Regions from separate parts of the Homo sapiens genome. Here region 1 is linked to region 2. The links are chromatin loops, found by intact Hi-C in ENCODE. Cell type or tissue: GM12878. All regions are shown on one strand. Links, peaks and the distances in the headings refer to the core of each region. The heading gives the core; the rest is flanking DNA.

Region 1 (15,393 bases), core at 3,406-11,405, 50 kb before region 2:
CTCAGTCACCACCCAAATCTCATCTTGAATTGTAATAATCCCCATGTGTCAAGGGCCGGGCCAGATGGAGATAACTGAATCATGGGGATGGTTTCCCCCATACTGTTCTCATGGGAGAGAGTAAGTTTCATGAGATCTGATGGTTTTATAAATGGGCGTTCCCCTACACAAACTCTCTTACCTGCTACCATGTAAGACATGACTTTGCTTCTCCTTTGCCTTCTGCCATGATTATGAGGCCTCCCCAGCCATGTGGAACTGTGAGTCAATTAAACCTCTTTTCTTTATAAATTATCCAGTCTCAAGTATGTCTTTATTAGCAGTGTGAGAACAGACTAATACAGTAACTATATCATTAATATACACAAATAAAGCAACAAAGCCTTATGTTGGCAGAGGCTGTGGAGAGGAAGGCAAGTGCAAACTTTGCTGATAGCATTTTAGGTACAGTCAACTCTTCTGCAGACTAACCAGGGAAGCAGTACATGAGCTGTATGTGCCCTTTGTTCCACTTTGGAACATACCTCAAGGACATAAGCTAAAGGAAAAATGTAGTAAGCAGTGAAGATTCTAGTACCACTATTTATAATGGCACAAAATGAAAACAATCCAAGTCCTGAGCTTTAAAGTAATTTTTAAATAATATCCAACTAACTGATTTGGAACGCTGTGTAACCATTAAAAATGATAACCAAGTGAACATGGAAACATATCTATGAAATAATGTTGAGTGAAAAAAGCAAAGCACACTAAGCGTCAGTGAGGGCATAGGAAAGTGGGAACCCTCAATATATTGTTGGTGGGAATATAAAATGGTACAGCCACTTTCGAAAACACAACCTGGAAGTTCCTCAAAAAGTTAAAAATAGAGTTATCGTTTGACAATGTCACTCCTAAGTATATGCCCAAGAGAAATGAAAACATATGTCCACACAAAAACTTGTACACAAATATTCATAACAGCACTACTCATAATAGTCAAAAGGTAGAAACAACTCAGATGTCCATTGGCTGATAAAATGATAAGCAAAAGGTGCTATACTTACACAATGGAGTATTATTTGGCCATAAAAAGGATAAAGTAGGTACATGCTTCAGCATGGATGAATCTTGAGAACATTATGCTAAGTGAAAGAAGGCAGTCACAAAAGACCACATGTTATATAAAACCATTTCTATGAGGGAGGATTCAGATGTGATAGTAAAAGGTACAGGGTTTCTTTTTGAGATGCTAAAAATGTCCTCAAATTGATGTGGTCATGGTTATACAACTCTGTGAATATACCAAAAACCACTGGATGTACACTTTAAGTGGGTGGATTGTATAGTATGTGAATTATATCCCAATAAAGCTATTACAAAAATTTTTTAAAATCATTAAATGGTATGTTTACAGTGGGTAAATTTTATGAAGAAATATATAACATACATACAAAAACTTCAATAAAGCTTTTTTTTTTTTTTTCTGAGACGGAGTCTCACTCTGTTGCTTGGGCTGGAGTGCAGTGGCGCAATCTCGGCTCACTGCCAGCTCCGCCTCCCAGGTTCATGCCGTTCTCCTGCCTCAGCCTCCTGAGTAGCTGGGACTACAGGCGCCCACCACCATGCCTGGCTAATTTTTTGTATTTTTAGTAGAGACGGGGTTTCACTGTGTTAGCCAGGATGGTCTCGATCTCCTGACCTCGTGATCCACCCGCCTTGGCCTCCCAAAGTGCTGGGATTACAGGTGTGAGCCACCACGCCCAGCCAAGCTATTTTAAAAAAAAAAAGAAAAAGAAAAGAAAAACACACTTGGGTGCGGTGGCTCACGCCTGTAATCCCAGCACTTTGGGAGGCCAAGGTGGGTGGATTACCTGAGGTCAGGAGTTAGAGACCAGCCTGACTAACACGGAGAAACCCCGTCTCTACTAAAAATACAAAAAAAATTAGCCGGGTGTGGTGGTGCATGCCTGTAATCCCAGCTACTCGGGAGGCTGAGGCAGGAGTATTGCTTGAACCCGGGAGGTGGAGGTTGCAGTGAGCCAAGATCGTGCCATTGCATTCCAGCCTGAGCAACAAGAGCAAAACTCCATCTCAACCAAAAAAAAAAAAAAAAAAAGAAAGGAAAGAAAAGCACAAACTAGTCACTGCTTTGTATGCATCTATATTTTTATAAAGTAACAAAGGCTGGAAGATACTGGGAGTCAGTGAAGGTATAACAGAAAGACACCAGATCTGCAATCTAAAGGCCTGGTTCCATTCCTCCTCATCCTGTTATTTTCTAACCATGTGACCTTGTTTGAGCCTTAGTTCTTTCATTTATAAAATACAGGTATTAGTTCCTACCTCACATGGTTATTTTGAGGCATAAAAATTTAGTGGGTTCATTTTCCTGCCCTTCAGAGTAGCTTAAGCAGGAGGTTAAAACAAGGTGGCAATAAAAGCACAATAACATATGTGAAAGGGATTTGAAAGTGCAATCTCCTATGAAAGAATAAGATAGTCTAGATCCTGATTATGCTTTTAGAAAATAGCATCAGCATAGCCTCAGCCTCAAAAAAAAAGGACCATCCTTTTGCCTGAGTGCTTTGAAAAATGCCTTTATAACTGGCCACGTGAAAATTAAGAAAAGCTTTCCACATTCTGAAAATGTACACTAGTTTTAAAGGAAATTTGGGGGTGACACAAAGGAGCTAAGGTGTGTTAATGCCAAGTTACCATAGCAACATGCATGGCTGCTCTATCCTTCCCAATCCTGGGCCTACCCCCAGATGGGATGATGAGCCTAGTAAACACCAGAACTACGCCATTCTACATGAAATTATCTTCTCCATATACAGACAGGGGAGGCATTCATGCTTTCCCACAAATAACATTTGAAAGGAGAAGCCCTAAATGTTTACAAAACAATCTCTTCTCCTTTCTCCAGAATCAGAATCAAGATCCTGTACACCCATTGCAATGCCTGGCATGTAGTAAGTATTCAACATATAGCTGTTTAATGAATGAATGGTCAGAATTTACCTAGAAGTCCAAGGTTGGAATAGAACACTATTGTTTATTAGGAAGAAGAGACTATTAAATTATAGGCCAGGAATTTCAGAAAGGAGATTTAAGTTCATACTCCACATAATTTGGTGTCTGTTCCAAGCCACACAGCATTTTCACATCTGTATCTTCCCTGTTTATTAAATTTCTTCAGCCCATAGCTAATTCCTCTCAAATATCATACTTGTTATTCAGAATGGACACAATGCGATTTTACCAGTGTTATTCAACCTGTTACAAGGCACACATTTTCAAAGGCTGTGCAGGAACAGTATGTGAAAATGGCTTCATGAATGTGCTGTCCTCCACCCTTCCAAGTTCTTGGCTTGATCTTGCTAGAGAATGGAGCCTAAGCGGGCCTGCATCTGGGTAAATTGTTTCCTCCTTGAAAAGGGCAGAGGCAAATGTCAGTAATGCCAAGAGGGCTGTTTTTGAAATCATTCTTGTGGGATTGGAAAGCCTCTCTCGACTCAGGAGCCAGGCTCTCAGTCCCACCACGGAGTCAGGCTTTGAAAGTAGCTCATATCTGCTTCCCCCATATAGTCTCACATTTTTGGCAGAACCTCTGGGTTCTTTCTCTCTTGGAAGACATTTCCTTCTTGTAATCTCCTCACTCTTTGTATGAAACCCCTGAGGTCAAAGGGGAAGAAGAGTAAGGTCTCTTCTTCATCACCAGATTTTCAAAGAACTGTTTCAAACCAACAGCAATAACAGCACCTGCCAACTGCCAATCGTTGGCACTTTGCAAACATTATCTAAGTTAATCTTCAAAAGTCCTTGGAATACTTGGAAGGCAAGTATTTTTTATTCCCATTTTATCTTTGAGGAAATCAAGGCTCAGAGAGATTTTAGTCAGTGGCTGAGCCATTATTTAAACTCAGGTCTAGCTGGCCGTGGTGGCTCATGCCTGTAATTCCAACATTGGAAGGTTAAAATGGGAGGATCGCTTGAGCCTAGGAGTTTGAGATGAGCCTGAGAAGCATAGCAAGACTATGTCTACAAAAAATAAAAAATAAAAAAGTAGCAGGGTATGGTGGCATGTGCCTATAGTCTTAGCTTCTCTGGAAGCTGAGGTGGGAGTACTGCTTGAGCCCAGGAGTTTAAGGTTACAGTGAGCTATGATTGCACCACTGTACTCCAGCCTGGATGACAGAGTAAGACCACCATATCTAAAAAACAAGCCAACAAACAAACTCAGGTCTGAGTATATGCTTTCATCTAAAATAGCTAAAAACAACAAAAGCAGCAATAACTTTTGCCAACATCACTCTGCACTAGAGAGTTTGGGGAGAGCCAAGGAAGAAAATCCTGGCTTGAACAATACCCTCATATTGCTTAGACCTTAATCATACTAATTTTAGACCTTAATTGTAGTAGCATATGTGTTGTGCTTGGTGGCAGTAGGAAAGGACTGAGCAGGAAATACCGGACCCAGATTCTGGCTGGTTAGAAAGAGTAACAGATACCAGAGGTGGCTCTGCTTCTAATGCTCTTTCATTTCTCTCTCTTTCCGTCCTTCAAGACCCATCTCTGTGAAAACTTTCCTGACCACCCACATGATCCCCAGCATTAATCCTTTATTTTGTGCTCCTGTTGAATTTTGTTACATCTCAGTTATAGCCCTTTCTTATCATATTTTATTTTAATATACATTTCCTAACTGGCTAGAGCACCTTGAGGCCAGTACCAGTGTCAAAGTCCTCTTTGTACCCAGCACCTTGAACAGTTCCTGGTTAATAAAGCCTCAAGTCAATGTTGCTACTCAATAAAACATGACCTTCTCTTTATCTTGGTTTTTCAATTTTGAACCAGTATCCTCACTTTCCCTACATTCTGACTTGGATGGAACTTACATTCTTCTTGGCTGCCCAGCGTCTGAGCCCCCTTCCTGTGTCTGGGGAAACTGCCATTGCATGAGACATGCTGGGAGGTAGAATGTGTCTTCCCCTGATGGAAGCTGGAAAACAGGCCAGACGGTTGGCCTCCTGGGTCCCTGGCAGCTGGCGCACAAGCATATGACCTAATCTTGGCCCCCCTGATATTACTGCCTGAGACTCTAAGTTTGAAGCAAATGACCCAAGAAACTCGGACGGTTTAGAATTTGTGCTGGTGGCAGCACTGGTGTCCACTGCTCAGTGGGAGAGGAAGCAGCATTTTCACCAGGATGTTTCTGAGGTGTGGTCTTCCCCATGGTTCTTTTTCAGTTCCTGTCCATTTTCCTAGCTTGATTCTCTAGACTGCTTATCAATTCTGTGATCATCCTGCTATCTCTTTAATAAACTCTTTTTTGACTAAGATAGTCAGAGTTAGCACCTGTTACAACAAAGAGCCCTGACTGATGGACTTGGTGGCCTCACAGTACATGGTCCTGGGTCCTGGGAAACCAAAGGCCCACTTCTTCCTGATTCAAAATCAAGGCAGAGATACAGAATTACTCCTTAGTTTGCCATACTTTTAACTTTTCACATTCATTATTACATTTCATCCTCACAACTCTAACAGTAGGCAAGTGGGGTGGGTAATAAAATGAGGTTTTAAAATGAGAAAAGTGAAGCTCAATTAGTCTAGATGGCTTCCCTGAGGTCCCCAAACTGATGGCAGAACTCAAACTACAATCCAAATCTTCTGATTCCCAGCCAAAGGCTCTTTATAGGTAAATAACACTGAATTAGTTATGTTTTGACTTTTAAAACATTCATCCAAAAATATTCATTAAGTATCCATTATGTGTCAATCATTGATGAGGACAACAGACTCCCTCTATTCTAGGCTCAATACTATGGTTTCTGAAAAGTACTGTAAGTATCAGTATAAATATGTATATTAATAATACTCTACATTTGGGAAAGAGTATAATACTGTTGTTAAACCTAAGCCAGGCTGCTTGGGACCAAGCCCTTGCTCCCCTCCTCACTGTTTGTGCATAGCACATGCTGTCAATGTTCTGCCCATAACCTCTCAGCCCTCCCCTGTGCACCCTGAAGTCTGCTTACTGAGAACCCTTGTGACTCACTGCCTGAAGAGCACGCTGGGGCCCTGTGCAAGGGAAGCTGGGATTTCCAGAGTTAATATCTGAGAAATAGTCCTCAAACAGTGACAGATGGAGATTTGGAGAGAAACACCCCAGCTTCCTTGCCTCTTGGGGGAAATACTTCAGAGGCATATTCCTCTCTGTCTTCCCACATTTCCCAGTGGGATTGAGCTCCAGGTACCCTCAGTGGTAACGTCTTTGATAGCACACACTTTATCGGCTCCTTCTCTTCTGCACCTCGCTTCCCCACTTTCTGACTGGGGTTTCCTAGGATCGTCCACCAAATAAACTACCTTTGCTTGAATCCTTTTCTCAACGTCCACTTCTGAGAGAACCCAAACCAAGACACCATGAGACCTTGGGACTATGACTCAATAAGGCCCTGTAAAATGAAGATTATATTTCCTGCCTCATAGAGAGACACGTTCATGACACCAAGTAGCCTAGCTCCTGGTTTCACATAATCAACACTCCCTGTTCACCACTGTTGTGTCTGTAGCACTGTTTGTTTTCAGAGCGCTTGCCCACATGTCTTCCTTCTCAATCAGAGGAGTTTCATCTCTTACCACCCCACCACACCTGCCTGGCTCCATGCCAGATGCAGTTCTTTACTTCAGCCCTGCCCTCCCGTTTACATGTGTCTGAGATGACCACATTCCTTCACGTATTTGTGACTCAGCACATGGTGCTCTCCTTGCCTGGGTATACTTCCTCCTCCCCACATTTATCTCCTGCCTATCAAGTTCCCGCCCCAGGTTGACCTCCTCTAGGAAGCTTTCCCCCATTCTCTTCCCTTCCTCTTCTCTTCTATCCACACCGTGCATGCCCACACACCCACACACTGGGGCATTCAAGGAGGGCACCTCACCCAGGCGTGCTCTCTCCATCACTGCATATGGACCTAGAACTGTAGTTATTGGGCTTTCCTACCTGCCTGCTTTGCTAGACTGTGAACATCTGTCTAGCAGGGACTGTATCTTTTATTTCTATATTGCTGGTGCATAGCCTAGTGCCCATCTCAAAAAATGTGAAATTTTTCAGTTGAGGAAACAGAGGCTTAAAAGTTTAATTGACCCCATTAGAGTTCATACAATTAATACATGGCAGAACAAGAACTCAAAACTGATCCCATGGCTTCAAAGTTGAACATTTTTCCTACAATATCATAGCTGTGAGGATTTTTGTGCTAGAGATGCACTGCATATTCTTCCCAACATCACATCTCTTCTTAGAAAATAAACTCCATCCACAGCCTTGGAAGAAGGGCAGTTTTCCATTCAAAATGACCCAGTCTCCAGCTATAGCTGACTGGCTAGGAGTGGACATCTGACCAAAGAGAGAGCCAAGTCAGACCATCTCTCCTGAGAATCTAGAGAGATAGGATCAGTTGGCTACAGGCACTGGACCTATATGGTGGCAGACAATAAGGGCAACAGAGGGTGACATTTTGGGACTTCCGTTTTGGGTCATGTCATCTGATGAGCTGTGAGAGTTGATCTACCATAAGAAGTATAGACAGAACACGGTGATGATGATGATGATGAGAGATACAGAAACAGGGAGACCATCTTCTTCCATTTCCAGTCCTTCATGAGGTTGGGTTCTGTGAGATATACTTAATCCTTCATAAATACATTTCCTGTCTCTTAAGCTAACTCAGTTTTTTCTCTGTCTTTGAACCATATACAAGATAGCCTGTTCTCTGCAACAGAGACAAACCCTGAAGGAGCTGAAGGCTGTCTGCTGACCATATTTCCCCTGACAGAATAGCAAGTCCTTCCTAGAAGGGGAATCTAGCCAATGGGTCTCCTTGTCTATGACACCAGGTGAGGGGTATGCCATGATTATGGTTAGAGCAACCCAGATAGTCACTAATGTGTTCACCTGAGGTCAGCAAATTCATGCTTTGCCACCTAAGAGTCTGTTTTTGAAAATAAAAATTTTAATTTCATCTTTTAAAAATTAGTTATGCATTAACATTACAGATTAAAATACACCTAAAGAGCAAATGAAAGATTTAATTATAAGCACGGTGATTTTAGTATTTACACAATTTGGCACCTATCTCTATACCTCTTATGATTATCTAGTGTATGTAATATTGTCTGGGTTCTTCTATACATCTCCCTTCAGCCATGAATGCAACACACAGTTATAACTATATGTGAGCCCGTTAAAGGGTAAGTCAGATCATGTCACATCTCCAACCATAAGGTGCCACATGATCTCGCCATCTGTTGTGTAACTTCTCTGATCCAATCTCCTATGACTTCCTCCCATGTGACATTGGCCTCCATCTTCCTTCAACATGCCAGGCACATACCCGTTTCATGGCTGGATTAGTTTTCTAGGGCTGCCATTGCAAAGTACCAAAAACTGAGTGGCTCAAAACAACAGAAATTTACTGTCTCACAGTTCCGGAGGTGAAAAGTGTTAACCAGGGCCATGCTCCCACTAAAACCTGTAGGAGAGAACTCTTGCCTGCCTCTTCTGAGATTCTGGCCATGGCTGTCAACTCTCGGCATTCCTTGGCTTGCAGTTGCATCCCTTAAATCTCTCTTTTGTCATCACACAGCATATTCCCTGTGTCTCTCTGTCTCTGTGTCCTCTCATAAAAACACCATTCATATTGGATTAGGTCCCACCCTAATGACCACATCTTCACTTGATCTGCAAAGACCCTGTCTTCAAATAAGGTCACATTTCACAGGTACCAGGGCTTAGGACTTCAACATATGTTTTGGCGACGGGAAATAATTCAACCCACAACAATGGCCTTTACAGTTATTTCTCTGCTTAGAATGCTTTTTCTTCAGTTGTCTACACTGTTCACCTTCTCTTGTGCTTCCGGTCTTTACTCAAATGTTACTTACTTGGCAAGGCCTTCCTTAGCCACCTTATCTGAAATCACAACATCTGTTCCCCAGCATTTGCTAGTCCCCTTCCCTGCTTTATTTTTCTCTTTACCACTTGTAATTAGCATATTATATGTTGTATTTCACGTATTCATATTGTCTCTTGTCTGTCTCCCCTGGTAGCATGAAAACTCCAGGAAAGCAGGGATTTTTGTGACTTTTGTTCATGGTTATGTTGCCAGCATGTACAATCAAGCCTGGCACAAAGGATACTTGTTGAACGTATAAAAGAATCTCCATGTCCAAAGCCCGATATTTAGAGCTCTAAGACTTTTGCAGCTTCACCAAGAGTCAGACCTTCTCCTATAGCCACAAGCTTTAACTTCCTAACAGGAAGCCAGATGTCGTAGTTCCCCACACTGAGGACTTAGAAAGAAAAACTTATCTCAGCCCCAAAGGTCTGGTTGTTGGAACTCCAGTCCACCAAGTATATTTGAAGGAAAAACAAGGCAGTGTCTCCCCTATCTGGTCTTTTGCTTAATTTATGAAACAAAACAGAAGGGCCTGGTGCGGTGGCTCACGCCTGTAATCCCAACATTTTGAGAGGTCGAGGCAGGCGGATCACCTGAGGCCAGGAGTTTGAGACCAGCCTGCCCAACGTGGTGAAACCCCGTCTCTACTAAAAATACAAAAATTAGCCAGGCGTGGTGTTGGGTCTGTAATCCCAGCTACCCGGGAGGCTGAGGCATGAGAATCCTTTGAACCCAGGAGGCGGAGGTTGCAGTGAGCTGAGATCATGCCACTGCACTCCAGCCTGGGCGACGGAGCGAGACTCTGTCTCAAAAAAAACAAACAAACAAACAAACAAACAAAAACAGAAGGAAAGGGATTAGGGCTAGGGAATCTCTGTTTGCCAAAATAGTCTTTCCCAGTCATAACCTTTCTGTCTACCTGATGAGTTTTCCGTCTTTGCCAGGCTTCCTTCTCTCTCCTCTGATGTAGATCTATGGTTTTGCGAGGTCCAGTATTATGAAGACCTTTATGTGCAGCGGCTCCTCTAGCAACTGGCACTCATCCAGCTACATCAGAGTTCTAACGGGACTCTTGGGTTGTAAAACTTTCAGCTTGTGGTCTTGTGATGTTTATTTTGTGTCAACCTGGCTGAGCTGCAATGCCCGGATATTGGTCAAACATTATTCTGGATGTTTCTGTGAAAGTGTTTTAGATGAAATTAACATTTAATTTATTGGACTTTGAGGAAACCAGATTGCCCTTCATAATGTGGGTGTGCCTTATCCAATCAGTTGAAGGCCTAACTGGAACAAAAGACTCACCTCCTCTGAGCAAGAGGAAATTCTTTCAGCAGGCGGCCTTCAGCCTTGAACTGCAACATTAATTCTTTCTGGGTTCTGCAGACTGCTCGCCTGCCTTGCAGATTTTGGACTTGCCATCTGCTATGGTTTGGATATGGTTGGTTGTCTCCACCAAAGCTTATGCTGAATTTGATCCTCAGTGTGCTGGTGTTGGGAGGTGGGGACTAGTGGAAGGTATTTGGATTATGGGGACAGCGCTCATGAATGGCTTTGTGATGTTCTCAAGTTAGTCCGTTCTCGCTGTCAGGCAACTGAACTGGTTCTCATAGCAATGATTAGTTCCTGTGAAAGTGGGTTGCTATAATGCCAGGACGCTCCCCTGGCTTCCCCTGTTTGCATGTGTCTGCTTCCGGCTTGACCTTCTCCAACATGTTGTGATGCTGCATGAAAGCTCTCGCCAGAAGCCAAGGCCATGCCTTTGAATTTCTTATCCTGCAGAAGTGTGAGCCAAATAAACCTCTTTTCTTTACAGATTACCCAGTTTCAGATTTTCTTTTTTTTCTTTTTTTTTTTAAGTACAGAATACACGCTGGATCAAATATTCTTTTGAAGCAACAGAAAACAGACTAAGACATCATCCTCTATAATTGCATGAGTCAATTCTTTAACATCTCTTTAGTGCTCTTTTTACACACACACATACATGAATCCTGTTGGTTCCATTTTTCTGGAGAACCCTGACTAATACAAATTTTATCAGCATTTTTCACAGAAATATTTATTTTAAACAACAGTGGAACAGAATTTCATGATGTTTTCTGACCAAGGTTGATATAATCTGCTTCCACTGAAAAAGCAAAACCCAGGCAGCATGTTTCCCCTGGTTCTGGGGCTCCAGTCATAAAACTGAGAGCTTTTTAGAGAGTGGGGTTTACAAAGGATACAGAGGATAGAGTTCCAGAGGATGAAGAAACTCTTGTTTATTACTTACAGACCATGCTCAGTCCCAGAAAAGACAGCATAGAAAAATGTTTACTTCCTCCAATAATCAAGAAGCCAAGAAAGATTTACTGAGTTGTGACAGAAGGGAAGGAAGAGAATGATTTCCTTGGCCTCCTGAATAACTTCAGTTCAGGAATTTTTTTTTTTTTTTTTTTTTTTTTTGAGACGGAGTTTCACTCTTGTTGCCCAGGCTAGAGTGCAATGGTGCAATCTTGGCTCACCACTACCTCCATCTCCCAGGTTGAAGCGATTCTTCTGCCTCAGCCTCCTGAGTAGCTGGGATTACAGGCATGTGCCACCACACCTGGCTAATTTTTGTATTTTTAGTGGAGATGGGTTTGTCAGGCTGGCCTCGAACTCCTGACCTCAGGTGATCCACCTGCCTCGGACTCCCAAAGTGCTGGGATTACAGGCATGAGCCACCACGCCCGGCCAGATCAGGATCTTAATTGAAAAGTAGAACTATTTTCTTTATCTGGTTTTGCCATGGACTAGTTGTGTGATCTAGTGAGACACTTCCTTTCTCTGGGCCTTCATTTTCTCACTGCTAAAATGAAGCATTTGAATTAGACAGTGTCTTTAGTCTCTTTCAACCACACCAGCCTATGTTGCCCTAATCTTTTTTTTTTTTTTTTTTTTTTTTTTTTTGAGATGGAGTCTTGCTCTGTCACCCAGGCTGGAGTGAAGTGGCACAATCTTGGCTCACTGCAACCTCCACCTCCCAGGTTCAAGCGATTCTCCTGCCTCAGCCTCCCGAGTAGCTGGGACTACCAGCACCTGCCACCACGCCCGGCTAATTTTTGTATTTTTAGTAGAGACAGGATTTCATCATGTTAGCCAGGCTGGTCTCGAACTCCTGACCTCAAGTGATCTGCCTACAGTGCAACATAGTGGGGTAAAAAGTTATTTAAACCAACTCTGTGCCCCTGAGGGTCTGACCATTTTGTCAGGGGGACAGGAAATGTTGTATTCTGTTAAATACAGCAGAAAGGATCCTCTGCAGAGCCTGGTCAGTGGTACTTATAGTCTAAGTCTCACAGGTTCCAAGGTTTGTGGGTAGATCTGAGAAACAGAGGGCCAGCTGAGAGAACTCTTGTCTTCCTAACTCTTTCACTCCATCACCCTGAGACTTTCTCTCTCTCTGTCTAGAGTTGACCAAAAAGTGCAGCATCATCTTTGGTTGTCCTGTGTACCCCCTAGAGCCACAGGGAGGTAAAAAATAAACTGCTCTCTGCTCTTCTTTCCTGCCCCAGATTCTCTAGCCAAGTCAGACTTCTCCCAGCTCAAGTGGAGAATTACTCTGTATCAGCTGACTCCCTGAAAGTCAGCTGACTAAATGGTGTTCTATCCTCATTTTAAAGCAGCCTAGAAAAAATTGAATTTATGGAGAATCTCTCTGAGTCAGTGCTCAGAAAAACCTCTACATGTCAGTCTATTTAATTTTTTTTTGTTTTGTTTTTGTTTGTTTGTTTCTTTGAGACGGCATCTCCCTCTGCCACCCAGGCTGCAGTGCAGTGGCACGATCTTGGCTCACTGCAACCTCTGCTTCCCGGGTTCAAGCGATTCTCCTGCCTCAGCCTTCTAAGTAGCTGGGATTACAGGTGCCTCCCACCATGCCTGGCTAATTTTTGTATTTTTAGTAGAGATGGGGTTTCACCATGTTGGCCATTGTTTGCCAGGCTGGTCTTGAACTCCTGACCTCAGGTGATCCACCTGCCTTGGCCTCCCAAAGTGCTGGGATTACAGGCATGAGCCACTGTGCCTAGCCATTCTATTTGATTTTATGAAGACTTTCAGCTTTTAGATCAGAGGAGCTGCCTCCCCATTCTGAAAAAAAAGGTGAATGTGGCTTTGGACCAGGAGACAGGCTGACTTGTCTCTGGTTCCAGTTGCATCACTTAGGGACACTGGATGTTTGGCATGTAATTTCTGCTCTCTGAGCTTTGGTCATCTCCTCTGTAAAGAGAGGACTGTAACAACAGTGCAACACTCCCTACCTGCCCTCCACGCACCCCACCCTCCACCTCAGGGTTGTTCTGAGAATTAAATGAGATCATCTATGTGACGATATTCTACACTACGCAAATGTAAGTTCCCTTTATCAGATTTCAGATTTGATGAGTCATTTCAGACATTAGTTCTTGACATATTTCCTTCACTTAACCCCACCACTAATTATTTCTTCTTTTTTCCTTTTCTTATTTCCTGTAGAAATTATAAAATTGGTCCTCTGCATACCTCTTGATGAAGTCTACCCCTATACCTTATCTAACATCTTTCTGGCTCCATTCCCCATTCCCACTTAGATCTGCCAGGTCTCACTCCCTCATTGTGTCAGTAATTATTCAGAAAGTCTTCTCCCAGCCCACACTATCACCATGCACAGCTGCATATCTGACAGTGACATACTTCATGTTCGATCTAGTTGTAGTCATATATAGAAACCCAAATAATGATGGAATAAGAGTTAAGTCATGTGTTCCAGAATTAGCATTATCATTGATTATCTAGTGGGCTTCAGGCCATTCAGTTAAACAAACATCTATTCAGGTCAGGGGGTGGAGGAGATGTTCCCTGCTGTGCAGAAACTCAAAATTTTTAAGTCACACAGATTTGTAAACCTCCAATTATGAATAATGAAGTGGTACACACATACAAAAATATTATTGGCACATTGGGGAAGGAACAATTTGATGTGCCTTTGAAGGCTGTAGAAAGCACCACTGCAGAGAGGAGGTGACATCTGAGCTTGGTCTTGAATGATGGATGTCTAAGATTTTAAAGTCCAAGAAGGAGACCAGGTTGAAGGAGGAACATTAACAGATGAACAGAATAGCTAGATGAAGGAATGGCAAGAGTTCGGTGTGACCGGAGCACAGAATGCACAGTGGGGAGAATAGGAGATAAGGCTAGAAGGAACACTGGGCTGAAGTCATGTAGGATCTAATGTGCCAGGTTCATATATCTGGGCTTTGTTCTATCCAGCCCTTCCCAATCAGGATTCCACCAGAAAAATTAAGCCCTGATGACTTAAGACATCTATCATACAAATAAATTTCTCTCCCCTGTACACCTAGAATGGTATTAACTATGTACCATCCTGGAAAGACCTGAAATAGTCACTCAGATAATTTTCTGGAGGGCTTGGTTCTCACATGGAAGCCCAGGAGAGAAAGCCTGCTAGGCAGTGCAAGCCATCCAACATTTATAGAAAGCAAGTGACATCTTCACGTCATAGAAACACTGCTTGGGTGGCAATGAGAAGAGTGCTTTAGAAATAGTACAGGCAGAGGATAAGTGGTTAACTAAACTGCTGTTGCAATAATTCAGGTGGGTGACAACCAGGGCTCAGGGTGGTGACAGTAGAAATGGAGGTAAAGGACACCTTAGAGACATTTGGGAGGCAGAATAGATGGTGTTCTTTAGTGCTGTCTTCCCCAGCTCTTTGGCTATGATATGAAATCACCAGCTCCCTCCAGCTTCAGGCTGGAACCTTCCTAAAGAGGGCAAGAAGTGGCTGGGTGCAGTGACACACGCTTGTAATCCCAGCACTTTGGGAGGCCAAGGCAGGCAAATCACTTGAGGTCAGGAGTTCGAGACCAGCCTGGCCAACATGGTGAAACCCTGTCCGTATCGAAAATACAAAAATTAGCCGGGTGTGGTGGCATACGTCTATAGTCCTAACTACCTGGGAGGCTGAGGCAGGAGAATCGCTTGAACCAAGGAGGCAGAGGTTGTGGTGAGCCAAGATCATGCCACTGCTCTCCAGTCTGGGCGACAGAGCTAGACTCCATTTCAAAAAAAAAAAAAAGAGGGCAGAAGTGCACCAGCCACAACTCAGCATGGGGGTGGGGTGTGCTGCCACTGCTCTGGACCTTATCACATCTCTGGTGAACTCTGCACACCCTGATAGCCTCAAGTTGTGACTTTTCTTCACACCCCCTCACCCTCCTGGGCATGTTGGTCCAGTCTTCACAACTGACCTTCAGCCTCATTCTTCTCCCCAGCCACACATTTCAAAAGTGCTACCCTGAACTCCACACTGCCTGGCTGGGTTCCTGACGCTTTGCTTCCCTAACCCAACTCATTCTTCCAAGGAGCTGGATCCACTCCCTGTGCTCCACCCCAGCCCTAGGAGTCCTACAGCTGATGCAGCATTGCCAGC
Region 2 (15,393 bases), core at 4,204-12,203:
ACTGCAGCCTCAAACTCCTGGGCTCCAAAGATCCTCCTGCTTCAGCTTTCTACATAGCTAGGACTACAAGCGTGTGCTACCACACCCAGTTAAATTTTTTTTTGTTTTTCCATTTTTTGTAGAGACGAGGTCTCACTACATTCCCCAGGCTGGTTTTGAACTTCTGGCCTCAAGCGATCCTCCTTGGCCTTTTAAAGCACTGGGATTACAGGCATGAGTGACCACACCAGGCCTTTTTTTTGAGACAAGGTGTGGCTCTGTTGCCCAGGCTGGAGTGCAGTGGTGCGATCTCGGCTCACTGCAACCTCCGCCTCCTGGGTTCAAACCATCCTCCCACCTCAGCCTCCCAAGTAGCTGGGATTATAGGCATACACCACCATGCCTGGCTAATTTTTGTATTTTTGATAGAGATAGGGTTTTCCCATGTTGCCCAGGCTGCTCTCCAACTCCTGGGCTCAAGTGATCCTCCTGCCTTGGCCTCCCCAAGTGCTGGGATTACAGGCATGAGCCACTGTATCCAGCCCTCCGGCCTTCATTTTTAAAAAGAATAAGTTTTATTTTTCTTTCTAATTACAAAAACAACATATACTCATGGTAGACAATCTAAGAAATACAGAGACCTAAAATAAATAATCAACTGTAATCCCACTAACCACTGTTGCTATTTGATGAATATTTGAATATTTACTGAATGCTGACTGTCTGAGGCACTCTAACAATCCTAAGGCTCAGGTAGTAAAATTATTCCCCTTTAATTAATGAAAGAACTGAGATTCAGCGAGGTTAAGATTTGCCTAAAAACACACAGCTGATACGTGGTAAAGCCTGGATTTGAACCTGGTTCTGTATCCCAATTTTCTCACAATATTTTATTTGTCTTGATCTACCAAGATTTGTCTTGGTATTTGTCTTGATACCAGAGATGATGGTACATCATCAAACAATCCCAATTTTCAAATGGGAAATACTTCAAAGCAAAAAGATACTGCATGAAGATGTTTCAAAAATGCGTTTTGTCTTTCAGGTCTTGTCACAGTTATTGCAATTTTGTAAGATCATTCATTGCGAAAGTGGTGTTTTGATTCTTTGCCCTTTCCGGCAACAAAAACAGAAAGCGACTTCCCTTCTATCATTTGGCCTGAGGCTTCTTTCTGCTTCTGCCCAAGGCAGACTGTGGTTAGCACTCAGTGCTTAACCTCTTCCTCCTGCATGTCCCTCTGAAGTAATACATTTTTGTTTTGACACTTTGGATATACTGGACCCTAAAAATCAAGCCAATAAGGAGCAGCCCAGAAAGGAAGAGAGTGCCATAGTCTCACCTGTGTTTTAGGGAGGTTAGTTTTGTAGCCGTGCAAGGGCTGGCTTGATTAGGAGATCTTAGACTCAGAGAAATTGGTTATCACTTTTAAAAAATGAACAAATGACATGGGTAACAACCTTACCCCATTCATAAGCTTCACCATCTCTCACCACATCTCTGTGTCCAGCCCCATTCCTGAATTCCTCATCTGACCCTCATTTCATCCTGACATTAAGGAGATTATCTACACAGATTATTTGATGATTTTTTAAAAGCTGAAAATTTAATAATTTATTCTTTACAGTAATGAATTAAGTCTGAACACTGAAATATCACTGGCACTAAAACTACCTCAGTAAAACATCATGTACCCAATACCCAATCCTGACTACCCAGTTTTGTTCCCCAGCCAGTCTAGCCCTGACAGTTTTAGACACTTCCTGCACATTCTCCACCATTAACCAGCTCTAGCTCCTCCTGGTAACTCTACAGTGGCTCTCAAGATAGAATTGTCATTAAATGTGGAAACTTTGGTTATCTTTATTTTTATAATTATTTATTGATTGATTTATTTTTTGAGACAGAATCTCACTCTTGTCATCCAGTCTAGAGTGCAGTGGCACAATCTTGGCTCACTGCAACGTCTATCTCTGGGTTCAAGCAATTCTCCTGCCTCAGCCTCCCCAGTAGCTGGGTTTACAGGCATGTGCCACCATGCCTGGCTAATTTTGTATTTTTAGTAGAGATGGGGTTTCACCATGTTGGTCAGGCTGGTCTCAAACTTCTGACTTCAGGTGATCCACCCGCCTCGGCTTCCCAAATTGCTAGGGTTACAGGCCTGAGCCACTGCATCTAGCCAGAGATCAATTTTTAAAAATTCTGCATATGAGTGAGAACGTGTTGTGTTTGTCTTTCTATGTCTGGCTTACTTCACTTAACATGTTTTCCAGATTCATCCATGTTGTTGCAAATGGCAGGATTTCGTTATTTCTTACGGCTGAATAGTATTCCATTGTGGTATATATATACATATATATATATCACATTTTCTTTATCCATATTCATCCATTGTTGAACACTTAGATTGATTCCATATCTTGGCAATTGTCAATAATGCTGTAGTAAACATGGGAGTGCAGATATCTCTTCAATTTACTGATTTCATTTCCTTTGTATATATACCTAGTAGTGACATTGTTGGATCACATGGTAGTTCTATGCTTAATTTTTTGAGGAACTTTAATACTGTTTTCCATAATGGCTGTGCTAATTTAAGCAGTGGTAACTTCGGAACCAAGCTGTCTGAATTCAAATCCCACCTTTACCAGTTTGCATGTGACTTTGGGCAAGTTAATTACCCCATGCCTCAGTTTCCTTGTTTACAAAATGGAGAAATAGTATCTATTTTATAAGGTTGTTGTGAGATCAAATACTTGTAAAGCTATTGCTTGTAAAGCTCTTAGAATATGGCCTGGCATATTGTAAGCACAGTGTAAATGTTAGCTATAAAGACAAATGGAGTCATCTGTCCATCTTGTCATCTCAAGGGTCAGTGGTCAAGATATATTTCTTAAAAATTATTTTAAATTTTAATGGTTTTCCTATTTTATTTATCGGCATTGCAGAGTAATTTTGTTGCACATGCACAGTAGTTTGTTTACAAATTATACATCAAATAGATTTGTATGGGCTTGTCTAGAAATCTTAACCATTTATAACATTGTGTGTCATATACATATCTCTATCTATCTAAATTTATATTTGTATGCACACACACAAAACACTTTTTGCAGTAGATTTTTGGACACAGATTTTATGAACTATATCCAGCTTATTTTATAAATTTATTTTTCTTCTATGTATTTTTCATTTTCCAGAGGTTGGGCTCACAAAGCATTGTCAAGACTTGAGGTGGCCTTGAATAGCATGCTAGAATTTTGTATTTTATTCCCTGCGTTATAAGGATATGCCCAGAAAGGAAGAGAGGGCCATAGTGTAACCTGTGTTTTAGGGAGGTTAGTTTTGTAGCAGTGCAAAGGCTGGCTTGATAATGAGGTCTTGGAGTCAGAGAGATTAGTTAAAAGGCAGTTAGAATAACTCAGTCTGAGAACCTCAATTAATGTGCTGGACAAGAGGGAATACATGTAAGAATAATCTGGGGATAGAATCAAGAGGACTCAAGAGTGCAGTGGTGAAATGGTGGAGAGAATTCCAAAGGCTTTCAGTTTCGGTTGATGAGAGGCCGGTGAAACCATTAGGAAAGACAGCCTTCTCTATTACTTCCTAAATACAGAAGGGATTCAGAATTTTCAAGGAGAGGTAGAGGTAGAGACTGTAGAAGGTCAGAATATAAAGCAAGCCTATTCCTCAGCTTAAAAAACTTGGCATCTGAACCTAAAACTAAACAAAGTTGGAATCTTTTGTTTAAAAAAAAACAGAACATATTTAGTTGATAATGATTTTCACTGATGATTCATTTGACCATGATAATTAAACACATTAAATGTTACATTCCAGGCAGTATCAGGTAGATGCTAAGTTGTGAAGCAACACACTTTTTCATCCCTGCAGATCTGAAAGTTTACCTTTTCCAATACAGTAGCCAGAGCTCTGGAAAGAAACAAACAAGGCCACAAGTGCCCCAACTACATCCTTTTCAAGATGCGAATGCTTTCCACCTCCATCCAAGACTCTCAGAGCCTGTGTGTTCAGTGGGCAAAGAACGAGACAACAAGATGCCTTGGTCCAAGACTGCATGGGCAGTTAACTGTGCAGCAGGGAATGGCTGAGGCCTCCAGCCCGGAAATGGTGTGCTCTTACTAAACCACACTTCTCTCCCACCTCCCTCCCAAAAACTCCAGCTCGCATAGGGAGAGTTTCTGAGAATGAAGCTTTTCTATATTGTATCTGTGGGTTCTCTTACCGTGTTAGCTAAGTCAGAAATCCAGATGCATGACAAATACAGTGGTACTAATGGCGACTAAGGGACAGATATATATATATATATTTTTTTTTTCTTGGCTCACTGCAACTTCTGCCTCCTGGGTTCAAGTGATTCTCCTGCCTCAGACTCCTGAGCAGCTGGGATTACAGGCACATGCCAGCATGCCTAGCTAATTTTTGTATTTTTAGTAGAGACAGGGTTTCATCATGTTGGTCAGGCTGGTCTTGAACTCCTGACCTCGTGATCCACCCACCTCGGCCTCCCAAGGGAGACAGACTTTTTAAGACACTGGGAAAAACCTAGAGTGTGTAGTTGCCATAATAAAAATATATCATTTAAAAGACTGATTCCACAAATATTTATTCAGTACCTACCAGGTGTCAGGCACTGTTGTAGGCAATGGGTAACAGAGTAGTGAAGAAAACACCAATATGTTATGTAATGGGAATGGGCACCCCACTGGGTGGTGTGTTGGGACTTAGGATCAGGTCTATCAAGTTAAAGGTGTGACCCAATGAGAACACGATTGCACAAGTAATCATATCACAGATTTTTAACTTCTACTTGAATTTCAATAGTAAAAGAGGATCAATTTGAACCCTGCTTGACTTATCAGTAATATATCCCTAACTCCCAGTGAAAAGTCATCTCTCTCTTCTCTGAGCTCTCCTCTCCATCCTTTGATCCTCTGAAAAACACTGGATCATTCTACCATGCATTATAATGATTTATGCATGTCTTATCAGCCTTTGTAGACTCCTTCAAAGCAGGTGTTGCTTCTCTCTCTAGATCCCTCTCCTGACACTGGACATTGCCCTCATTCCCTTCTCTTTTCCACCCCCCTTCATCACACACTTGGAACTCCTTGCACACAGAACTCTCTGTTGTTGCCAGTATATGACAGACTCTGTTCCAGCCCTTTGCCATTGTACACACAGTTCTCTGTGACGGAACACTCTTTCCTTCTTAATTTCCTGGGAAAACTGTGACTTCTCTTCAAATAATCAGCTCAGAAGCTACTTCCTCAGTTAAGTTCCCTATGACTTCTCTAGGCAATGTGTGGTCATGTCCTTTTGCCGTTGCAAGGCTCTAGGCATATCTCTGTTAGTTCACTTATCATTGTGGTTTTTTTTACAATGTTTGTTTTTTGGTCTATAAGCCCTGGGCAGAGTCCTGGTTTTATCTATCTATGCCTCTAAGTCCTTGCATCTGTGCCTGGAAGAGGCCTTCAGTGAAAGTGTGCTGAGCAATTGACTTGCCTTCTGAAATACCAAGAAGGTATCCACATTACTCTAAGGCTCTCCTGTCTGCCAAGCACCCCACCACTCCCACCAAAAAGCACATTCGTCATTGCTAGAAATTCTCCCCATACCTAGGGACTGTATAGGTCTCCATGCTGTCCATCCAGTGCTCTATCCACAGCTTAACATTTGGATTCTAACAGAAGTCTCAATGCCTTCAAGCCAAGGAGTATTTGTATTTTTGGTAGACACAGGGTTTTGCCATGTTGGCCAGGCTGGTCTCGAACTCCTGGCCTCAAGTGATCCACCCACCTTGGCCTCCCAAAGTGCTGGGGTTATAGGCATGAGCTACCACGACCGGCCTAAATTTGTATTATTTTTTGTTATTGTGTTATTTCAAAAAAAATTTTCCAAATATTTTTTATCTGTTTTTGGTTTAATCCTCTGATTTGGAACCTGTGGATATGGAGGGCTGGCTACGTTCTATTTTGAATTCACCCTACAATTAGTTGTGTGACCTTGGCCAAATCATATCACCTATCTAGGTCTGGGTTTCTTCATTTATAAAATGCAAGTTATACTTAATCCAGAATGGTACATAGGTTTTTTTCTCCAGTGCTAATTTCAGCAGTGGCCTCCAAGGGAGCTCCATTGAAAATTGTGAAGCTTAGGTCAGGAAAGACTCTCTGCTAGAAAGAATATTGTGACTATTTAGTCATTTCTGTCCATTTAGCACAGAAGAGGGGAGTGGGTTGCAACTGCCTTGTGTTTGCAGACACTGCACTGGGTAGGTCTTTGAGTTCCTTTTAGCACAGACATTCCACATTTCATGATCCATGCAAGATTATGTGTCAAGTTGGTTCAATTTTACTCCAGAGGCATGTGTCAAGCCTCTGCTGCATGCTATACACTAAGTAGTATGAGATAAAAAGAAGAAATAATGCATGGTTCTTGCTGGTAAGGGACTCAGGGGTGATTAGCAGAGGTAGGAGATAGTAAGTGTTAGTAGATTATAGAAACTGAGGCTCCATCAACAAATGGAGGAGCTGGGTGTGAGATTTATTTGAGTCTTAGTGCTTTACTCTTTTCCACTATACCTCACTACCCTTCTTTTAAGGGTAGTGAGAAGGGAAGGGAGACACTGAACTGAAGGCTTAGATGTTTTCCACACTGGGTGCATCATAGCAGAGGCCCATGATAATCAGTGAACAGTGTTAGAAACCTGGGAGGAAAGGGTAGAAAAAATAACAAGAGTCCGCAAAAGAAATTTTGTCTATTGCTTGAGAGCTGCTCTTGGCTTCAGTACAGGCAGACTTTATGGGACCATATTTATAGGCAAGCACATTTCCTTAGGTCACATATGTCTCAGTTCTAAGATTCTGTCCATTTTTTAACAATGATGGGGTTGAAGAGAGGCAATAACATTTCTGAGAGGAAACAGTGCAGGATAATGGTTTAAATCAAATCACACTGATGTTATGTCTGGCCCTGACCTTGCCTCATGAAGGTGTTCTTTGTCTTTTGTGTGTTTTACTTTTTTTCTTTTTAACAGAGGCGGGTTTTTGCTGTGTTGCCCGGGTTGGTCTTGAACTCCTGAGCTCAAGCCATCCACCCATCTTGGCCTCCCAAAGTGCTGGGATCATAGGCGTGAGCCACCACACCCAGCCTGATGAAGGTGTTCTTTGAACCACCTCAGGGAATGACACTGTGCGCTTGTAAAGTTTCCACAAGGACTTTTATCTCCGTTTGGTTTGAAAATACCATGATTTTCCAAGTAGTAAGCTTTTCTAAGTAGTGAGATTTTCCAAGTAAAGGCAGATTTTTTTTTTCTGAGTCTATTGTGTGGATGCATAGAGGTGAGGGAGTAGCCATAACTCCAGTGTGTGGTCTCTGAACTCCAAACATTCAGACTTTTTTTTTTTTTTTAAGAGACAGGATCTCGTTCTGTCATCCAGGCTGGAGTGCAGCGGCATGACCACAGCTCACTACAGCCTCAAACTCCTGGGCTCAAGTGATCCTCCCACCTCAGTCTCCAGAGTAGCTGGGACTACAGGCACAGGCCACTACACCTGGCTCTAGAAGGTATTTTCAATCCAATCTGACAGCTAAGGAAAATGAAAATCAAAATTAAGTAATTTGTCTTAAAATATACAGGATGAAGATACTAATATATACATGAGATATGAATATACACAAGATAACTTGTTACAGTTTGTACAAGGTAAAGTCATGATTCAAATACAGGGGTATTGATTATAAAATCTATTTTTTTTCTTTTCTTTTTTTTTTTTTTGAGACAAAGTCTCACTCTGTCACCTAGGCTGGAGTGCAGTGGTGTGATCATAGCTCACTGCAAACTGGAACTCCTGGCTCAAGAAATCCTCCCACCTCAGCCTCCCAAGTAGCTGAGATTACAGGCACACACCACCATACCTGTCTAATTTTTGGGTTTTTGTTTTTTTTTTGGTAGAGATGAGGTCTTGCTGTGTTGCCTAGGCTGATCTTAAACTCCTGGGCTCAGGCAATCCACCCTTCCTGGCCTTCCAAAGTGCTGGGATTAGAGGTATGAGCCACAACGCCTGGCCCCAGATTCTTAAGAATGACCAGGCCCGGCCGGGCACGGTGGCTCACTCCTGTAATCCCAGCACTTTGGGAGGCTGAGGTGGGTGGATTACCTGAGGTCGGGAGTTCGAGACCAGCCTGACTAACATCGAGAAACCCCGTCTCTACTAAAAATACAAAATTAGCAGGTTGTGGTGGCGCATGCTGTAATCCCAGCTACTCGGGAGGCTGAGGCAGGAGAATCTCTTGAACCCGGGAGGCAGAGGTTGTGGTTAGCCGAGATCACGCCATTACACTCCAGCCTGGCCAACAAGAGTGACACTCCATCTCAAAAAAAAAAAGAAAAAAAAAAAAAAGAATGACCAGACCCTGCGAAAATTGTTCATGTCACCAGACTCACACAAGACAGGCAGAAATGAAGAAGGAAGTTATTGATTTCTTAATATAATATATTTATATACTACATGCAATGCACACACCACATACACTAACACAATATGCCCAGGGAAGCTAGCTCATAAGGGCATCCCTTTCATGATACTGAAAGACCTGGGAAACCAACCAATAGTTAGAAGATCAGCAAGGGAGAACTCAAAGTTGAAGTTCAATGAACCAAACGTGATATTTATTTTTAGCTACAGAAACCTTAATATATAATATAGAATGTCAGAGCTAGATGGGGACCAAGGTCACCTTAACCAACTCTTTCATTTCACGAAAAGAAAGCTGAGACCCCAAAGGGGTAATCGACTCTGCCAAGCCCACATCATTGATTCATTTTCTCTTCCATCCCACAAATATTTAGAGTGCCCACCAGGAGTTAAAGCCTCATCTTAAGCAAAGAGGCGCCCTCCATAAGCTCAAAAGTCAAGCTGGGGAGATGGATATGGAGAGAACCAATTCTAATACAGTATGATTAGTGCTGTAAGAGAAGTATTGGCAAAGATTTTCTGTAAAGGGCAGGACTGTAAATATTTTTAGGTTCTGCAGGCCATGTAGTCTCTGTTGCAGCTACTAAAATCCATTGTGTGGGACAAAAGCATAAATAAGATGTAAATAAAAGAGTGGCTGCATTCTCATAAAACATTACTTTTTGCCATTGAAATTTTAATTAATATTATATTTACATCAAAAAATAGCTTTCTGATTTTGATTGTTTTCAACCATTAAAAAATATAAAAACTATTCTTTGCTTGAACCCAAGAAACAGAGGTTGCAGTAAGCCAAGATCTCGCCACTGCACTCCAGTCTGGGCAACAGAGTGAGACTCTGTCTCAAAAAAATTAAAAATAAAAATAAAAATAAATATATGTGTGTGTGTGTGTGTGTATATATATATATATATATACACATATATATATGCAGTTATGATTTTTTAACTTGCAAGCCTATAAAAACAGGCAGCAGCCAGATTTGGCCCACAGGCAGTGGTTTGCTGATCCTTGTCTTAGATAAACAAAAGTTCCAGAATTTTCCAGCATCCATGAAGGTATGATCCAGTTATTGATCAGATTATTTTACCAAGAATAAAAATGAAAAACAAAAAGAGTATGTATTTGTCAGTGTTACTCTGAAAAAGTAGGGCCACAGAGATGGGGACTATTCACAAAAAAGAATAAAAGAGAAGAGAAGAGATCTGAAAGCCCCTAATTCATCCCCACTCAACTTCCCCTGCCAGTTAGAACCCAAATGCTTCTATGATCTTGAGCCAACTTTAATTTATTCACTTTTCACTTTTCACATTACATAGACTCTCAATTTTATACAGTTTAAAGTGTAGGTTCCTCTTTAGAAGAGTTGCCCTGTCCAAAGTTTCTACATGGCCACGCTTAGAGGGAGTCAAATGGCTGTACCAGATGCAGTTCCACTAGAGTTCAGTTAATTTTTGACAGCATTAGGGTGCCCGTGTGTGGCCTTTGGGGAGACCAACAACCTCTTCCTAACAGATATGAGTGCAGGGGCAGTCATTATTAATCTTTGTATGCCTAGCCCTTCAGAACAGGGTTTGGCACTTCACAGTCACTAGGCTTTGCCATGAGCAGTTTCCCTGATGAAAAATATATACTCTTTCCCCTTATAGGAAAATGCTGTGGGTCTCAGTTTCCTCACCTGTAAAATGGACATAATAATATCACCTACATCACAGGTGTTATGAGATCATGTGCAATCACATAAGTAATAACACTCTGTAAACCATAAAACACTCTGTGAATTATTTTATAACTTCCCACCATTCATGTCTATCCCTACCACTCCTACAGTCAGAAAATCATTTTATCTCTCTGGGGCTTATTTTCCTTATCTCAAAAGTCAAGGGTGACTTCAATAATGTCTAAGTTCCCTCCCAGCTCTACCACTCTGACGCTGTACTATGTTAGGAAAGGAGTTTTTCATTAAATGGGGAGAAGTTGTGCATTATGGTTGAAAGTGAAGGGCAGAAACAAAGAAGCCAGATATAGAAAAATAACAGCAACAAAAAAAGAAGACAAGAAGAGAACCTTCCTCATTAGGTGTCCCTGATGAAAGATTTGCTTCTTTAAAACACAAAACTGCCATGTTCCTTGGCATAGACTTGCTTTACATATAGAAAGCCAAGTTTGAGAATCTCAATTTTCTCTACTTAACAGTGAATTAGTCTGTTCTCATGCTCCTAATAAAGACATACCTGAGACTGGGTAATTTATAAAGGAAAGAGGTTTAATTGACTTACAGTTGCACATGGCTGGGGAGACCTCACAATCATGGCACAAGGCAAATGAGGACCAAAGTCACATCTTACATGGCAGCAGGCAAGAGAGCTTGCACAGGGGAACCCTCATGTACAAAATCATTAGTTCTCATGAGACTTATTCACTATCATGAGAACAGCATGGGAAAAACCCACATCTATGATTCAATTACCTCCAGTGGGGTCCTTCCCACAGTACATGGGAATTATGGGAGCTACAATTCAAGATGAGATTTGGGTGGGGACACAGTCAAACCATATCAACAGAATCAACCAATGCTTAGAAATGTTCAAGAGAGTAACTATCTAGCAATTTTTCATGGGAGTCTCACTGCCCAGATACTTCAATGTGTAATACACATTGCTGTGTCATGCCTTTTTCACCTCTGCTGAAAGCATTAGCTTCAGCAAAGTAGGTTGAGAGATGTCCCATAACACCAGGGTTCTGCATGGATTTCCCCCCACCTGCTTTCTCTCATTTTCCACTTTTATAAAGGGAATATGTAAGTCCATTGACCATTAGGTGAAATGCTATCTTTCCCTCTGAGGAACGCGACCTTGTGTTTAAGTAGCCTTGTTTCTAAGGGTGAGAATGGGCACAGGATTGGGCTGGCAAACAAGGGGCAAGTGAGGCAAATGGAAAGAACATTAGAGAAACCTAGTGCCCTCCTCCTTCATGTTCCTGGCTTGAGCTGTTTACAGAGGGGCAGTGGATACCCAAACTCAGGACCTAGCCCATGGCTGTAATGGTTTTCTAGAAAGGAGAATGGAACCTGGGAAGGCTGTCGAGTGTACCAAACATCTCTGATGTCCAAGAAATGGATCTTAGCTTCTAACAAACAGGCAAATTGGTAGCCCTATGATTTCTTTTGTGACCTACCTATTATCAGCCTACAGAGATAAACTAATGTACGAAAGAATGCACAGCAAATCAGTTTCTCATCACTCTAGGGGCCTAAGAAACACTTTTCAAGACATCTGTACATTCAGTAGATGTTATGAAAAACTAGGAATGTCCACCAACATGGCACATGTATACATATGTAACAAATCTGCACGTTGTGCACATGTACCCTAAAATTTAAAGTATAATAAAAAAACAAAAGAAAAACTAAGTATCTGTGTTAGCCTTAATTATCTCCAAAATGAACAACTTAAAGTCTCTTAGATATAACCTAAGCTTTCCCATCCCCGTGCATTTATTCAAACTATTCCCTCTGCCCTAAAGATCCTTCTCCATCAAACATTCCTCCTACCACTGAGCACTGCTAGTGCAAATCCTACCATGGTTCAAGTCCCATTTCAAGTACTGACTTCTTTATAAAGCCTTCTCTCATTTTTTTGACTTCTGTTGTAGCTACTTTTTTTTATAAGTTTATGTTTTGCCTAATTAATGAGAGTGTACATTCCTTAAAGCCTCATATTAATTTTAATATTTCCTCATGTCCAAAATGGTGTCTGGTTCAGGTCCTTCAACAAAGTAGGCATTCAAAAAAAAAAATTCTGTGGATCATTTGTTTAACCAGAACACAGTACCCAAGATCCTCAACTATAAATGGAATGTTTGTACTATTTAGAAGTCTGAACCACAGAGAAATTGTTAACAAGAATTTCAATTCAAAACAAACAACAAAATTCTAGATTTCCTGAGTTTAACACATTCCAACTAAGTTTTGTACCTTCTGCACGTTTTTCCAAGGCAGTTGAATGATACGAATTCAAGTTTGAAATAATAAGCCCAAGGCACAGCAAGATCTTCAATAATCAACAAAGATTCAGTTATAATCTTTCTAAAGATTGTGTGTGTGCTTTCTTAAGAAGGAACATGGACTGATATTTTGAAAATGTTTGAACAGAAAAATTAACCTAAAATATTTCTCTGATAAATATTACTTATGCAGACAATAAAGCTATCGCTTGCCTCGTCCTCATCTTGGTTCGTAAATGATTTGCTGTAATTCCTCATCTCCCTAAATAATTAAGAGGCATGGAGATGTAAAATGTGAGATGGAATGTTTATACATACTATCTTTGATGCTTTATAGACACAATCTTATTTAATCTCATCAACAAGCCTACAAGGCACGTATTATATACACCTGTCTTACAGATGATGGAACTGAGGCTGAGGAAGAGGTTAAGTAACTGCTCTAAAATTACAGAGCTGACAGTAAACCTAGATCCAAATCCATCTCTTTGGTTTCAACGCTTACACTTTTTTCACAGTACCATACTGCCTTCTTAAAAGTGTTTTCACAGCAATCCAAACAGATGAGAAAAAAAATGGGTTGAGATTTTAAAAAAACATTTAAAAATGAAAATGCAGTATAGTGTAATGAAACAAATCACAACACTAGACCAGGTAACAGGAGATGTGATTCTTACTTGGCCATAATCCACCAGCTGTATGACCACAGCCATGTTATACTGTGGAATGCATCTTGAAGATCACCTATCTCTATCCAGTCACTTCCCTTTCAGAAGAGGAATTTGAACCCAGATGAAGCCACCTGCCTACAGTCACACAGGAGCAGAATTCAAATTTACTAAACCCAACTAGGGCTCCTTTCACTGGGTGGTGTCTTCTCCCTGGGCCTTGGTCTCCTTGTTTACAAAGCAAATCTTCAAGACTTACTTAGATTGTGGTATGCAAACATAGAAGATTTTATTATGATTTCTTAGTGTATAACTATAAAATGTGAGAGGTCTCAGAGGTACCATGAAAGACCATGCAGCCTCTGAGTCTTTGTGAATTTGCGTGCGTGTGCGTGTGTGTGTGTGTGTGTGTGTGTGTGTGAGAGAGAGAGAGAGAGAGAGAGAGAGAGAGAGAGAAAGAGACGGAGAGAGAGAGAAAAAGAGAAGACTTGTCCTGGAGAGAAACCTATCCCTACGGCTGCCTCAGATTCTAACTTCCTATCACCAGATAAATTCCCTTTCAGTATTTCCCTCATACATTTTTTACTTATGGGGCCTCTGAGTGAGTTTCTATTCCTTATAACCAAAACAAAAAAACAAAAACAAAACAAACAAAAACCTCATTCATTAGAAAATAGAAAAAAAAACTTTAATTCTTTCTAGAGCATCAAGTGACACTCTGACACTCTGATATAGTGTATATAGGTGGAAACACCCAAATGCTAGTACCCTGAACAATATTACATACATCACCAGAGAAAAGGACAATTTACTCCCAGGGCCTCTCTCCAGACCTTCAATCTTACTCCTCCACCAAAATACTATTAGAAATATGAAGAAAAAAAAAAGGCTAAAATCTGGCAGCATTTGAGGTTGGGCTCAACAAGGCTGTGGTGAGACAGCCCTCCTTGCCGCTCACTGCATTTGGCACATGTGTGCTTCCTATAGGTATATTTTGGGGCTTGGATCCTCCGGACAGTGTTTGGTTTAGGGATAGATGAAGTTTTATGGAAATACCTCTCTACCTAGAGAGAAAGCCTGTGTTACCTTAGAAATTAATACATAATGCCATAATGGAGTGTAACTAGAAGGGTATGAGCAATATTTTCCAAAATGTTTTCCTTAAAACCCTAGTCCTGTGACATGCTACATGATGAAAGGTTTCAAAGTCAAAAAAGTTAGGGAAATGCTGCCTTCTGTTTCCACCTCTTATAGAGTCATAATGCCCACGAACATGTTAAAAGTGGTCCTCTGTTGGTTCCTGTCTGTACCAGATTTCTAAATTTGGGCCTTGGCTCCTTTCTGCTGTCTCCCTAGGTGGTCTCATCCAGTTCTGTGACTTTGTTTCTTTGGGCTTATTTGAGAGTGTCTCACTGTGTCACCCAGGCTGGAATGTAGTGGCGCAATTTCAGCTCACTGCAACCTCCGCCCCCTGGGTTCAAGTAATTCCCATGCCTCAGCCTCCTGAGTAGCTGGGATTACAGGTGTGCACCACCGCACCTGGCTGATTTTTGTATTTTTAGTAGAGATGGGGTTTTGCCATGTTGGCCAGGCTGGTCTCGAACTCCAGTCCTCTAGCAATCCACCCACCTTGACTTCCCAAAGTGCTGGGATTACAGGCATGCACCATCACGCCCGACCCCAGTTCCATGACTTTAAATGCCATCTGTATGCTGATGATTTCTCAACATATATCTCAAACCTTTCCCCTAAACTCCAGACTCATATATATATTATTATTATAAATTATCATATATATTACTTATTTTCTTATGTTTTATATATATATAAAATTTATCTACTTGATAGCACCTCTTACACATGTATTATGCCACTACTTTCAATGACAAAAACCACCATACTTTAGCACCAACCTAAATAGGTATCTTGAACTTATCATGGATAAGGCTTCATTTCCTTCACCCCTTTAAGCCTCTGCTTCCTAGTCTCTCTTGGCTCAGTCAATACCACCAACATATATGTAAGTGCTCAAGCCCCAAAGCTGAAAGTCATTAGTGTCTTCTCTCTGATCTCTATTTCTCACATTAACTCATCAGGAAGTCTTGTTGTCACTACGCCTCAAACATGTGCTGAAGCCATTCACTTCTCTCTATCTGCACTGACACTCCTGCCATCTCTCAAAGGAACTATTGCAAGAGCCTAACTGGTTTCCACTTGTAATCTTAGCCTCTAAATTTCATTC

Evidence for each region. Peaks named below come from ENCODE experiments on the same cell type or tissue, not always from the same donor. Only the 100,000 strongest peaks of a DNase experiment are listed, where the experiment ranks them.
Region 1: it touches region 2 in a loop (2.1-fold over the local background); 8 of 110 quality-filtered maps call a loop at or near these places.

The regions. Positions count from the first base shown.
Region 1 is chr11:86,174,559-86,189,951 of GRCh38, reverse strand. No RefSeq gene overlaps it. Among named protein-coding and RNA genes, the nearest start is that of LINC02695, 11 kb to the left of the region's middle. RefSeq lists cis regulatory regions at 5,895-6,169, 13,072-13,781, 14,977-15,393. In GM12878, for the core only: no CTCF peak of the experiment used is centred there; a DNase peak (open chromatin) is centred at 6,631.
Region 2 is chr11:86,124,862-86,140,254 of GRCh38, reverse strand. No RefSeq gene overlaps it. Among named protein-coding and RNA genes, the nearest start is that of LINC02695, 61 kb to the left of the region's middle. RefSeq lists a cis regulatory region at 5,160-5,643. In GM12878, for the core only: no CTCF peak of the experiment used is centred there; no DNase peak of the experiment used is centred there.